Linked DNA regions of Homo sapiens: region 2 is linked to region 1. A link is a contact called in ENCODE Hi-C data. All regions are on one chromosome and are shown on one strand. The core of a region is the stretch at or near the end of the contact, and the rest is flanking DNA. Distances in the headings are between cores, read along the strand shown. Region 1 holds the start of AFP (alpha fetoprotein). Region 2 overlaps LOC105377277 (a long non-coding RNA gene).

The links. A loop is a pair of places that touch in the nucleus more often than their neighbours do. Pooled maps may share reads with other maps.
Region 2: a loop to region 1 is called in a pooled map, with 3 times the contacts of the local background. The contact joins the enhancer-like site here to the promoter of AFP in region 1. A Hi-C loop is called at or near these places in 4 of 37 single-sample maps with no recorded cell type and 10 of 50 pooled maps.

The regions. Positions count from the first base shown.
Region 1 is chr4:73,433,360-73,439,593 of GRCh38, forward strand. It overlaps AFP (alpha fetoprotein), which reads left to right and starts at 2,862. Exons shown (of 15, transcript NM_001134.3): 1 at 2,862-2,988; 2 at 3,801-3,852; 3 at 4,815-4,947. The coding sequence starts at 2,904. RefSeq lists promoters at 1-2,888, 2,606-2,888, 2,692-2,888, silencers at 1,039-1,445, 1,069-1,099, a cis regulatory region at 2,460-2,691 and enhancers at 2,682-2,702, 2,692-2,888, 2,729-2,751.
Region 2 is chr4:74,130,794-74,137,027 of GRCh38, forward strand. The region is part of intron 1 of LOC105377277 (a long non-coding RNA gene); the gene reads right to left. It also overlaps a transcript of MTHFD2L not described here. Among named protein-coding and RNA genes, the nearest start is that of MTHFD2L, 24 kb to the right of the region's middle. Within about 2 kb of position 3,603, at least 4 of the 41 ENCODE cell types and tissues checked have a DNase peak (open chromatin) inside an H3K27ac peak, as active enhancers do.

The DNA.
Region 1 (6,234 bases), core at 1,612-4,111:
AGCATCCATCACACCATGTTGTGATTACTGATACTATTGTCTGTTTCTCTGATTAGGCAGTAAGCTCAACAAGAGCTACATGGTGCCTGTCTCTTGTTGCTGATTATTCCCATCCAAAAACAGTGCCTGGAATGCAGACTTAACATTTTATTGAATGAATAAATAAAACCCCATCTATCGAGTGCTACTTTGTGCAAGACCCGGTTCTGAGGCATTTATATTTATTGATTTATTTAATTCTCATTTAACCATGAAGGAGGTACTATCACTATCCTTATTTTATAGTTGATAAAGATAAAGCCCAGAGAAATGAATTAACTCACCCAAAGTCATGTAGCTAAGTGACAGGGCAAAAATTCAAACCAGTTCCCCAACTTTACGTGATTAATACTGTGCTATACTGCCTCTCTGATCATATGGCATGGAATGCAGACATCTGCTCCGTAAGGCAGAATATGGAAGGAGATTGGAGGATGACACAAAACCAGCATAATATCAGAGGAAAAGTCCAAACAGGACCTGAACTGATAGAAAAGTTGTTACTCCTGGTGTAGTCGCATCGACATCTTGATGAACTGGTGGCTGACACAACATACATTGGCTTGATGTGTACATATTATTTGTAGTTGTGTGTGTATTTTTATATATATATTTGTAATATTGAAATAGTCATAATTTACTAAAGGCCTACCATTTGCCAGGCATTTTTACATTTGTCCCCTCTAATCTTTTGATGAGATGATCAGATTGGATTACTTGGCCTTGAAGATGATATATCTATATCTACATCTATATCTATATCTATATCTATATCTATATCTATATATGTATATCAGAAAAGCTGAAATATGTTTTGTAAAGTTATAAAGATTTCAGACTTTATAGAATCTGGGATTTGCCAAATGTAACCCCTTTCTCTACATTAAACCCATGTTGGAACAAATACATTTATTATTCATTCATCAAATGTTGCTGAGTCCTGGCTATGAACCAGACACTGTGAAAGCCTTTGGGATATTTTGCCCATGCTTGGGCAAGCTTATATAGTTTGCTTCATAAAACTCTATTTCAGTTCTTCATAACTAATACTTCATGACTATTGCTTTTCAGGTATTCCTTCATAACAAATACTTTGGCTTTCATATATTTGAGTAAAGTCCCCCTTGAGGAAGAGTAGAAGAACTGCACTTTGTAAATACTATCCTGGAATCCAAACGGATAGACAAGGATGGTGCTACCTCTTTCTGGAGAGTACGTGAGCAAGGCCTGTTTTGTTAACATGTTCCTTAGGAGACAAAACTTAGGAGAGACACGCATAGCAGAAAATGGACAAAAACTAACAAATGAATGGGAATTGTACTTGATTAGCATTGAAGACCTTGTTTATACTATGATAAATGTTTGTATTTGCTGGAAGTGCTACTGACGGTAAACCCTTTTTGTTTAAATGTGTGCCCTAGTAGCTTGCAGTATGATCTATTTTTTAAGTACTGTACTTAGCTTATTTAAAAATTTTATGTTTAAAATTGCATACTGCTCTTTCATTGAAGAAGTTTTGAGAGAGAGATAGAATTAAATTCACTTATCTTACCATCTAGAGAAACCCAATGTTAAAACTTTGTTGTCCATTATTTCTGTCTTTTATTCAACATTTTTTTTAGAGGGTGGGAGGAATACAGAGGAGGTACAATGATACACAAATGAGAGCACTCTCCATGTATTGTTTTGTCCTGTTTTTCAGTTAACAATATATTATGAGCATATTTCCATTTCATTAAATATTCTTCCACAAAGTTATTTTGATGGCTGTATATCACCCTACTTTATGAATGTACCATATTAATTTATTTCCTGGTGTGGGTTATTTGATTTTATAATCTTACCTTTAGAATAATGAAACACCTGTGAAGCTTTAGAAAATACTGGTGCCTGGGTCTCAACTCCACAGATTCTGATTTAACTGGTCTGGGTTACAGACTAGGCATTGGGAATTCAAAAAGTTCCCCCAGTGATTCTAATGTGTAGCCAAGATCGGGAACCCTTGTAGACAGGGATGATAGGAGGTGAGCCACTCTTAGCATCCATCATTTAGTATTAACATCATCATCTTGAGTTGCTAAGTGAATGATGCACCTGACCCACTTTATAAAGACACATGTGCAAATAAAATTATTATAGGACTTGGTTTATTAGGGCTTGTGCTCTAAGTTTTCTATGTTAAGCCATACATCGCATACTAAATACTTTAAAATGTACCTTATTGACATACATATTAAGTGAAAAGTGTTTCTGAGCTAAACAATGACAGCATAATTATCAAGCAATGATAATTTGAAATGAATTTATTATTCTGCAACTTAGGGACAAGTCATCTCTCTGAATTTTTTGTACTTTGAGAGTATTTGTTATATTTGCAAGATGAAGAGTCTGAATTGGTCAGACAATGTCTTGTGTGCCTGGCATATGATAGGCATTTAATAGTTTTAAAGAATTAATGTATTTAGATGAATTGCATACCAAATCTGCTGTCTTTTCTTTATGGCTTCATTAACTTAATTTGAGAGAAATTAATTATTCTGCAACTTAGGGACAAGTCATCTCTTTGAATATTCTGTAGTTTGAGGAGAATATTTGTTATATTTGCAAAATAAAATAAGTTTGCAAGTTTTTTTTTTCTGCCCCAAAGAGCTCTGTGTCCTTGAACATAAAATACAAATAACCGCTATGCTGTTAATTATTGGCAAATGTCCCATTTTCAACCTAAGGAAATACCATAAAGTAACAGATATACCAACAAAAGGTTACTAGTTAACAGGCATTGCCTGAAAAGAGTATAAAAGAATTTCAGCATGATTTTCCATATTGTGCTTCCACCACTGCCAATAACAAAATAACTAGCAACCATGAAGTGGGTGGAATCAATTTTTTTAATTTTCCTACTAAATTTTACTGAATCCAGAACACTGCATAGAAATGAATATGGAATAGGTGAGATATTTTGTGTTTTTCTTGTCTTTTCTCTATATCAAAATTTTTTAAATTATAAAATTTGCATTAATTTGTCTTGATTTATTATTCATATTTATTATTCCACATGGAGAAAAAATATTTAACTGATGGATATATTTAAATGAAAGATAAACTTGTAACTTTACAAGAGGTTTACAAAGTTATAGCAGTGTTTAATGGATGAATGGTTTGTATGTTTCATGTTGAATTAATTTTTACACTTCAATGGTATGCATATTAACTTTGAAAAATTATATATATACACATATATGTACATATATATGAATATAAATAAAATTTTATATGTGAAGAAGCCAGAATTATGCTCCTTCACATAACTCCCTCAGACTAGTAAAATAGATAAAATCTTTGTTTTTAATACAGAAAAATGGGTCATTATTTGATGGTCTGAAGAAGAAATATTGTGACTGGGATATGAATGGCAAACCGTAGTATAACTATGTTCAAAAGAATGCCTGAAATATATTTTTAACCATTTGACTTTCAGGACAGTTACAGCACTACAGTACAGGGAAAAACCAAACAACTGGAAGACAAAATCTGGATTTTAGTGATAGGTCTACTATAAATTATGCTTGTTAACTTCATTCCTTAGTTTCCTAGTTTTCTTTTCCTCAAGTATAAAATTAAGATGCTTAGGTTATCCCTAATGTTCTTTTAATTCTGAAACTGTACAGTTCTAACTGAAACACAAACATTCATATGTAACAATGATTACTTTCTTGGTTGCAGTTGAAAACACGTTTCATGAAGTTTATTTTGCTTTCCAGCTTCCATATTGGATTCTTACCAATGTACTGCAGAGATAAGTTTAGCTGACCTGTAAGTTTTGCTTATATAAATGTACTTTAAATGTGTAAAGCAAGGATAAGTAAATACTTAAATAAAATTGGGTACCCCTGTGAGCTCTTAAAAGCACAAAAGCAATTTGGACAATTTCAAGAAAAGTTACTCATACTGAATATCAACTTGATGTTGAAGAGGTTAAACTGTTGACTAATGTCTTCGACATTGACCTTTTGATTCCTTGAAATCTCATGAGTCAAACCAAATCAGATTTTAGAAACTGAAGATTAGTGTCTGATCAGTGACAGCCATATACTAATTCAGGAATTTTTCTCATCAGTACCAACAGGGTGATATTATAATGTTTTCTTTTCTGTATACTATTTAAATCTTAGCAGCAAACCATAGGTGATAAAATATTCTATTTGCTGTTATTTGTGGAGAGTATGTTAGTCTCTTGGATGTCTTTCCATTCCACATTTTAAAAATTTCTAACAAAGAATTTAAAGTAGTGTGTTGCTGTTACTCCTTGCACATCCAAACCTGCATAAGGATTGCTTTGAGTCAATCCATGAGCACTGTAGTCTTGGGTTTTAGACCTTGATCATACTGGGAATAGACACTGTTAGAGGTCTGTCTAATTACCAATTTTTTTTTGCTTAAATTTAAAAGTAACCATAAAGAATATAGATACCCTCAATTATGGGTACATTACAGTAGATGGATGGTCACAGAAGGAGAAACCACTCTTATGGGAAATCCACTTATTTTAGCCTTTAACATCTATATGTATATTTATGGCAAAAGAAAACAAGAAAAAGACTAAAGTTTCTTCTCAGATGACCTGGAAGCTAATTTTACATAATTTTACAAATCAAATGTCTAAACAGATTACAACATAAATAGAAAACAAAACAAACAAATGAAAAACTATACTTGAGAAAAATAAGCTTGCTGCAGGTCTGTTCCTTAAGGATTCACACGTATTTTTGTTTCAGGGCTACCATATTTTTTGCCCAGTTTGTTCAAGAAGCCACTTACAAGGAAGTAAGCAAAATGGTGAAAGATGCATTGACTGCAATTGAGAAACCCACTGGAGATGAACAGTCTTCAGGGTGTTTAGAAAACCAGGTGAGTGAATAATTTTAAAAAAGCATTGTGATATTTGACAAAAATTTAGCATGCTGAAGAGAAGATACAAAAATAGCAGTGAAAAATGCATTTATATATTTGAAGAGCTATTGTATGAAAGAGGGATTAGATTCATTCTGAATTGCTAAAGAGGGCAGAAGAGAACAATAGGTAGTTATTATAAAGAGACCATATAAATATGATGACTGAGAGCTAAGGTTCTGAAATAAGATTATCTTGATGACTATGGGCATATTAACTTTTTTGAGCTTCAGTTTTCTTATCTGTAAAATAAGGGATGATAATAGCTCCCATTTCATAGTTAGCATGGAAATTGATATAACAGCAATAGTAGCTAACTTTTATTATACACACAATGTGACTGGCATTATTCTAGGGAGCATAATGTGTATATTGATAATAAAAATATTTTATGACATAGGGGATAGATAGCACTGATGAATCAGAATGGTTGTCCAGTGAGTCAAGAGATGCTGGCTCGGGCTTCTGGGCAGGATATCAGCTTTGCTTACCTATATTTATTTATTAAACATTTAAAATAATCCTTGAAGATAGATGCTAATCTTCCAACTGAGGAAGCTGAGGCTCAGAGAATTTAAGTAACTTTCTTATGGGAACCACCAAATGGCAGAGCCAGGATTTGAACTAGACCATCTGGCTTAAAATTGACAGTCTTAGTAGCTTCATTACACTATAACTATAGTGAATGTAAGATGCATAGCACATCGTTAGGGTTGCCAGGTTTAGCAAACAACAACAAAACATAATACCCAGTTCAATCTGAATTTTAGATAAACACTAAATACTTTTCTTAGTATAAGGATATTTCATTGTAGAAGCTCAACAAATAATATTTATTATTTATTTTATCTCAACATAGAAACAAACTTGATAATGATTAGAACTCTCCAATTATAAAACAACATGCCCAGAGAATACTCTGTTATGGTGGGGTTAATTAGGTGGCTGAAAGACAATGTACCTGGAATATCATAGAAGAGATGCTCCTTTAAGGATATAGTTTAAGTTCTTTCCAACTTTGAAATTTATGAATTGACAAAAATTTCTGTTTTGCATCTCTATTTTTGTCTTGTTCTGATAATCTTTTCAAAATGTGTATAAAAAAACAAGAATACATTATCTATTGCAACTTTACAACCAATTAGAGGTTCAAGGTAATGTTACAGATCGCTGATTTATTCTTGTAAATTCAAAGGTATGTCTTTTAAATGAGGATTGGGAATTAGAAATCTTACGTAAGCCTTC
Region 2 (6,234 bases), core at 2,353-4,852, 700 kb after region 1:
ATTGTCTCTATTTGCAAATGACATGATTATATATTCAGAAAACCCCATCATATCAGCCCAAAATCTCCTTAAGCTTTATCAGCAACTTCAGCAAAGTCTCAGGATACAAAATCAATGTGCGAAAATCACAAGCATTCCTATACACCAATAATAGACAAACAGAGAACTAAATCCTGAGTGAACTCCCATTCACAATTGCTACAAAAAGAATAAAATACCTAGGAATACAACTTACAAGGGATGTGAAGGACCCTTCAAGAAGAACTACAAACCGCTGCTCAAGGAAATGAGAGGACACAAACAAATGGAAAAACATTCTATGCTCATTGATAGGAAGAATCAATATTGTGAAAAAGGCCATACTGCCCAAAGTAATTTATAGATTCAATGCTATCCCATCAAGCTACCATTGACTTTCTTCACAGAATTAGAAAAAGCTACTTTAAATTTCATGTGGAAACAAAAAAGAGCCCATATAGCCCAGACAATCCTAAACAAACAGAAAAATGCTGCAAGCATCATGCTACCTGACTTCAAACTATATTACAAGTCCACAGTAATCAAAACAGCATGGTACTGGTAACAAAATAGATATACAGACCAATGGAACAGAACATAGGCCTCAGAAATAACACCACTCATCTACAACCATCTGATCTTTGACAAACGATAAAAATAAGCAATAGGGAAAGGATTCCTTATTTAATAAGTGGTGTTAGGAAAACTGGCTAGCCATATGCAGAAAACTGAAACTGGACCCCTTCCTCACACCTTAAACAAAAATTAACTCAAGATGGATTAAATACTTAAACATAAGGCCTAAAGCTATAAATGCCCAAGAAGAAAACCTAGGCAGTACCATTCAGGACACAGGCATGGGCAAAGTCTTCATGACTAAAACACCAAAAGCAATGGCAGCAAAAGCCAAAATTGACAAATGGGATCTAATTAACCTAAGGAGCTTCTGCACAGCAAAAGAAACTATCATCAGAGTGAACAGGCAACCTATAGAATGAGAGAAAAATTTTGCAATCTATCCATCTGACAAAGGGCTAATATCCAGGATCTACAAAGAACTTAAACAAATTTACAAGAAAAACAAACAAACATGCCCATCAAAAAGTGGGTGAAGGATGTGAACAGACACTTCTTAAAAGAAGACATTTATGCGGCCAAAAAAACATATATAAAAAGAAAGCTCATTATCACTGGTCATTAGAGAAATGCAAATCAAAACCACAATGAGATACCATCTCACACTAGTTAGAATGGCAATCATTAAAAAGTCAGGAAACAACAGATACTGAAGAGGAAGTGGAGAAATAGGGATGCTTTTATATTGTTGGTGGGAGAATAAATTAGTTCAGCCATTATGGAAGACAATGTAGCGATTCCTCAAGGATCTAGAACCAGAAATACCATTTGACCAGCAATCTCATTACTGGATATATACCCAAAGGATTATAAATCATTCTACTATAATCACACATGCACAGGTATGTTTCTTGCAGCACTATAGCAATAGCAAAGATGTCAAACCAACCCAAATACCCATCAATGATAGATTGGATAAAGAAAATGTGGCACATATACACCATGGAATACTATGCAGCCATAAAAAAGGATGAGTTCACATCCTTTGCAGAGACATGGGTGAAGCTAGAAACCATCATTCTCAGCAAACTAACACAAGAACAGAAAACCAAACACCACATGTTCTCACTCATAAGTGGGAGTTGAACAATGAGAACACATGGACACAGGGAGGGGAACATCACACACCAGGGCCTGTCAGAGGGTGGGGCGCTAAGGGAGGGACACCATTAGGAGAAGTACCTAATGTAGATGACGGGTTGATGGGTGCAGCAAACCACCATAGCACATGTATACCTATGTAACAAACCTGCACATTCTGCACATGTATCTCAGAACTTAAAGTATAATAATAATGAAAAAAATGCTCTACACTTTAACTCCACACCTCCCACAAACACTTTGAATTTTTATTATATCAGTTCGCATATTTTAAAAATATCTATTTTGAACAGGTTGTTGTCGCTATTATTGTTTTTGATAGATTTGTCTTTATAAGCTTCTTACTAGAGTTATGATTGGATTGCACACCACAATTAAATTATTAGCATATTCTGGGGTTGTGTTCATACTTAATTTTACCAGTGGGTTTTATACCTTGAAATATTTTCTTTTAGTTAGTACACTAATATGTTAGCATTTTTTAATTTCAGGTTGAAGAATTCCCTTTAGCATTTCTTGCAAGACGGGTCTAGTAGTGGTGAATTCTCTTAGCTTTTGTCTGTGAAAGACAATTTCTCTTTGTTAATGCTGCCCTATTTCCTTCTGGCCTACATGGTTTCCATTGTGAAGTCTGTTGCCAGATGAACTGGAGTTGCTTTGTTATTTTACTCTTTTGCTGCTTTCTGGATCTTCTCTTTGTCTTTGATATTTGAAAGTTCAATTATTATATGCCTTGGTTAGTGTTACTTGGGTTGAATCTGTTTGGTGTTCCCTGACCTTTCTATATCTAGATATTTCTGTCTTTCATGAGTTTTGGAAAGTGCTCTGTTATTATTTCTTAGGATAAGCTTTTCTCCCCTTGCTCTTGCTCAGCTCCCCCTTAAACACCAATAATTTTTAGATTTGGTCTTTTGAGGTAATTTTCTATATTTTAAAGGTGGCCTTCATTTCTTTTTATTGTTTTTTTCTTTTCTTTCTTTGGACTGTATTTTCTTAATAGCCAGTCTTTGAGCTCACTGATTCTTTTCTCTAACCCATTCTGTTATTGAGATCCTCTAAAGAGTGTTTCAATTCAGCAAATGTGGTTCTCCGTTCCAAGATTTCTGTTTCATTTTTAAATTATTATTTCAATTTTCTTGTTAAATTTCTCTGATAAGTATCTGAATTGTTTTTCTATGTTATCTTGTAGGTCACTGAGTTTCCTTAAAATTGCTATTTTGAATTCTTAGTTATAAAGTTCACATATCGGTTTTCTAATCCCAAAATGGCAGCATAGAAGCAAGCTTGCTTCTCTCCCCTCCACCAGAAACCAAAAAGAAATACACAGCAGCAAGATCTTCACCAGCAGCAACCCAGAGATCCTGTATGAGGATGAGACAGTTCCTGTAGGTACAGAGAAGTGGAAACATTCTGAGCAGATGGTAGGAGAACCAGATTCTACATCCATGAGGCCTCTTCCCTGCATTACACCAGGCATCAGCAGTATGAAAAATCTGCCCTCAACTCATGGTTTCTGCACTGAAAAACGTGAAATTGAGATTGTCAACCAGCTTTCCCATCTTCTTCGGTTTCCTGCCAGGAGACCTGCCTTTGCCTTAAACCACAGGTAGCACTGTGACTGCCTGGAGGGAGAAATGTCTGTGAAGGCTGGCAAAGACAAATAGGGAAGCCAGGACTACCATCCTCAGCCGTAAAAACTCCTTGTAACTTGACCAAAGGAGATGCCAAATCAGTAGAAATCATGTAGCAAGTATGTTCCACAAGTCCCCTGGGAACACACCCGTGGCCGGCCTTCCCACAGTGCTAGGGTAATCCCTTTGGTCCTCCTCCTTATGGGACAGGCAGTGCCATGGCCATTTGCAAAAGTCAAGGTAAACATAGGCTTATGGCGCCATCTAGAGCCGAAAACAAGGCAGCAAGCTGGCAGTTAAGATTCATAAGCAACTGTATTCAATAAAAACCAAACCAAACTAGACAGATAAAGCTGGACTAAATAATTATTAATACAAATACATAGATGTATACCCACAAGAAACAACAGCAAACATGGAACCATAACCTTCTAGACAAAGCAAAGTTCCAGCGACTGACCCTCCTGAGATGGCGATTTGTGAACTCTCTGACCAAGAATTCAAAACAGCTGTTTTAAGGAAACTTTGTTATCTCTAAGATAACACAGAAAAGCAACTCAGATATTTATCAGAGAAATTTAACAAGGAAATTGAAATAATGATAAGCAGAAATCTTGTAACTAAGAACTACATTTGCTGAACTAAGAAACTCTTCAGGGGATCTCAACCACAGAATAGGTCAAGCAGAGAAGAGAATCAATGAGCTCAAAGACTGGCTGTTAAAAAATAAACAGAGGAGAGAAAAGAAAAAAAGAATGAAAATGAGAGAAGGCCACTTACAAGATATAGAAAATTACCTCAAAGACAAAATCTAAAAATTATTGATGTTCAAGAGAGAGCAGAGCAGGAGCAAGGGTAGAAAGCTTATTCAAAGAAATAATAAGAGAATACTTTCCAAAACATGAGAAAGATATAAATATTCAGGTACAGGAAGGCCTTAGAGCATCACATTAGTCAAATAAGACTAATGAAGGTATTTACTAATCAAACTGTCAAAGATCAAGCATAAAGATAAAACTGTAATGGCAGCAAGAGAAAAGAAGCAAGCAGCATATAAAGGAGCTCCAAATCATCTTTAGCCAGAATAAGAAAAAAAGAGAGAAGACCCAAATAAATAAAAGTAGGAACAAAAATGGACACATGACAACTGAGACCTCAGAAATACTAAGAATCATTAGAAACAATTAGGAACCATTACATGCCAACAAATTGGAAAATATAGAAGAAATGGATAAATTCCTGGACACATGCAACCTACCAATATTGAACCATCAACAAATAGAAAACCTCAATAAGCCAATAATGAGTTATGAAATCAAAGCCATAATAAAAAGTCTCCCATCAAAGAAAAGCTCACGGCCTGATAACTTCACTGCTAAGTTCTACCAAACATTTAAAGAACTAATACCAATTCTATTCAAATACTTCAAAACGATTAAAGAGGAGAGAGGGAATACTTTCAAACTCATTCTACAAGGCCAGTGTTACTGTGATACCAAAACCAGACAAGGACACATTTTTTTTTTAAAGAAGCTAGAGGCCAATATCACCAGTGAACACAGATGTAAAAATCTTCAGCAAAATACTCATTTACCATTGTCAAGTAGAATTCATTCCAGAGATACAGGATGGTTCAACATATGCAAATCAATACATGTTATACACGACATTAACAGAATCGAGAATGAGAATCATATAATTATTTCAATAGATGCCATAAAGGTAAAGGCATTTGATAAAATTCAACATTCCTTTATGATAAAAATCCTCAACAAACTGGGCATAGAAGAAACATACCTGAAAATAATAAAAGCCATCTATGACAAACCCATAGCTAACAACACACTTAACAAGGAAAAATTGAAGGCCTTTCCTCTAAAGGCTAGACCAAGATAAGAATGCCCACTTTCACTATTATTTTGCTGTTATTCAATATAATACTGGAAGTCCTGGCCAGAGCAATTAGGTAAGAAAAAGAAATGAAGGAAAACCAAATTGGAAAGGTAGAAGTCAAATTAGCTTTGTTCATCTTATATGCAGAAAAACCTAAAGACTCTACCAAAAAAAACTGTTATAACTCATACAGGAATTTAGTAAAGTTGTAGGATACAAAATCAATGTACAAAAATTAGTAGTGTTTCTACACACCAAGACTGATCTAGCCAAAAATGAAGTCAAGAAGGCAATCTCATTTAAAACTACAAAGAATATGCAATACCTGGGAATCAATTGAAACCAAAGATGTGAAAGACCTACACAAGAAAAACTATAAAACTCTGGTGAAAGAAATAGAAGAAAGCACCAAAAAATTGGAAAAATATTCTCCGCTCATGGATTGGAAGACTTAATATTGTTAATATGACAATACTACCCCAAACAATTTCCAGACTCACTGCAATCCCCATCAAAATTCCAATGACATTCTTCACAGAAATGTTTTAAAAATCTGAAATTCATATGGAACTGCAAAAGATCCTAAATAGCCAAAGCAATCCTGAACAAAAAGAACAAAGCTGTATACATCACACTACCTGACTTCAAATCTATTACAAAGCTATAGTAACCAAAACAGTATGGTACTGGCATAAAAACAGACAGATAAATAAAACAGAATAATAATCTGGAAATAAATCCATGCATTTGCAGCCAATTCATCTTCAGCAAAGGCATTAAGAGCCTAAAATGGGGAAAGGTCAGCCTTTTCAATAGGTGGTGCTGAGAAAATTGGATAACTATATGCAGAAGAAAGAAACTAGACCCCTATCTCTCACCATACACAAAAATTAAATCAAAATGAATTAAAGACTTGAATCTAAGACCTAAAACCATGAACTACTAGAATAAAACT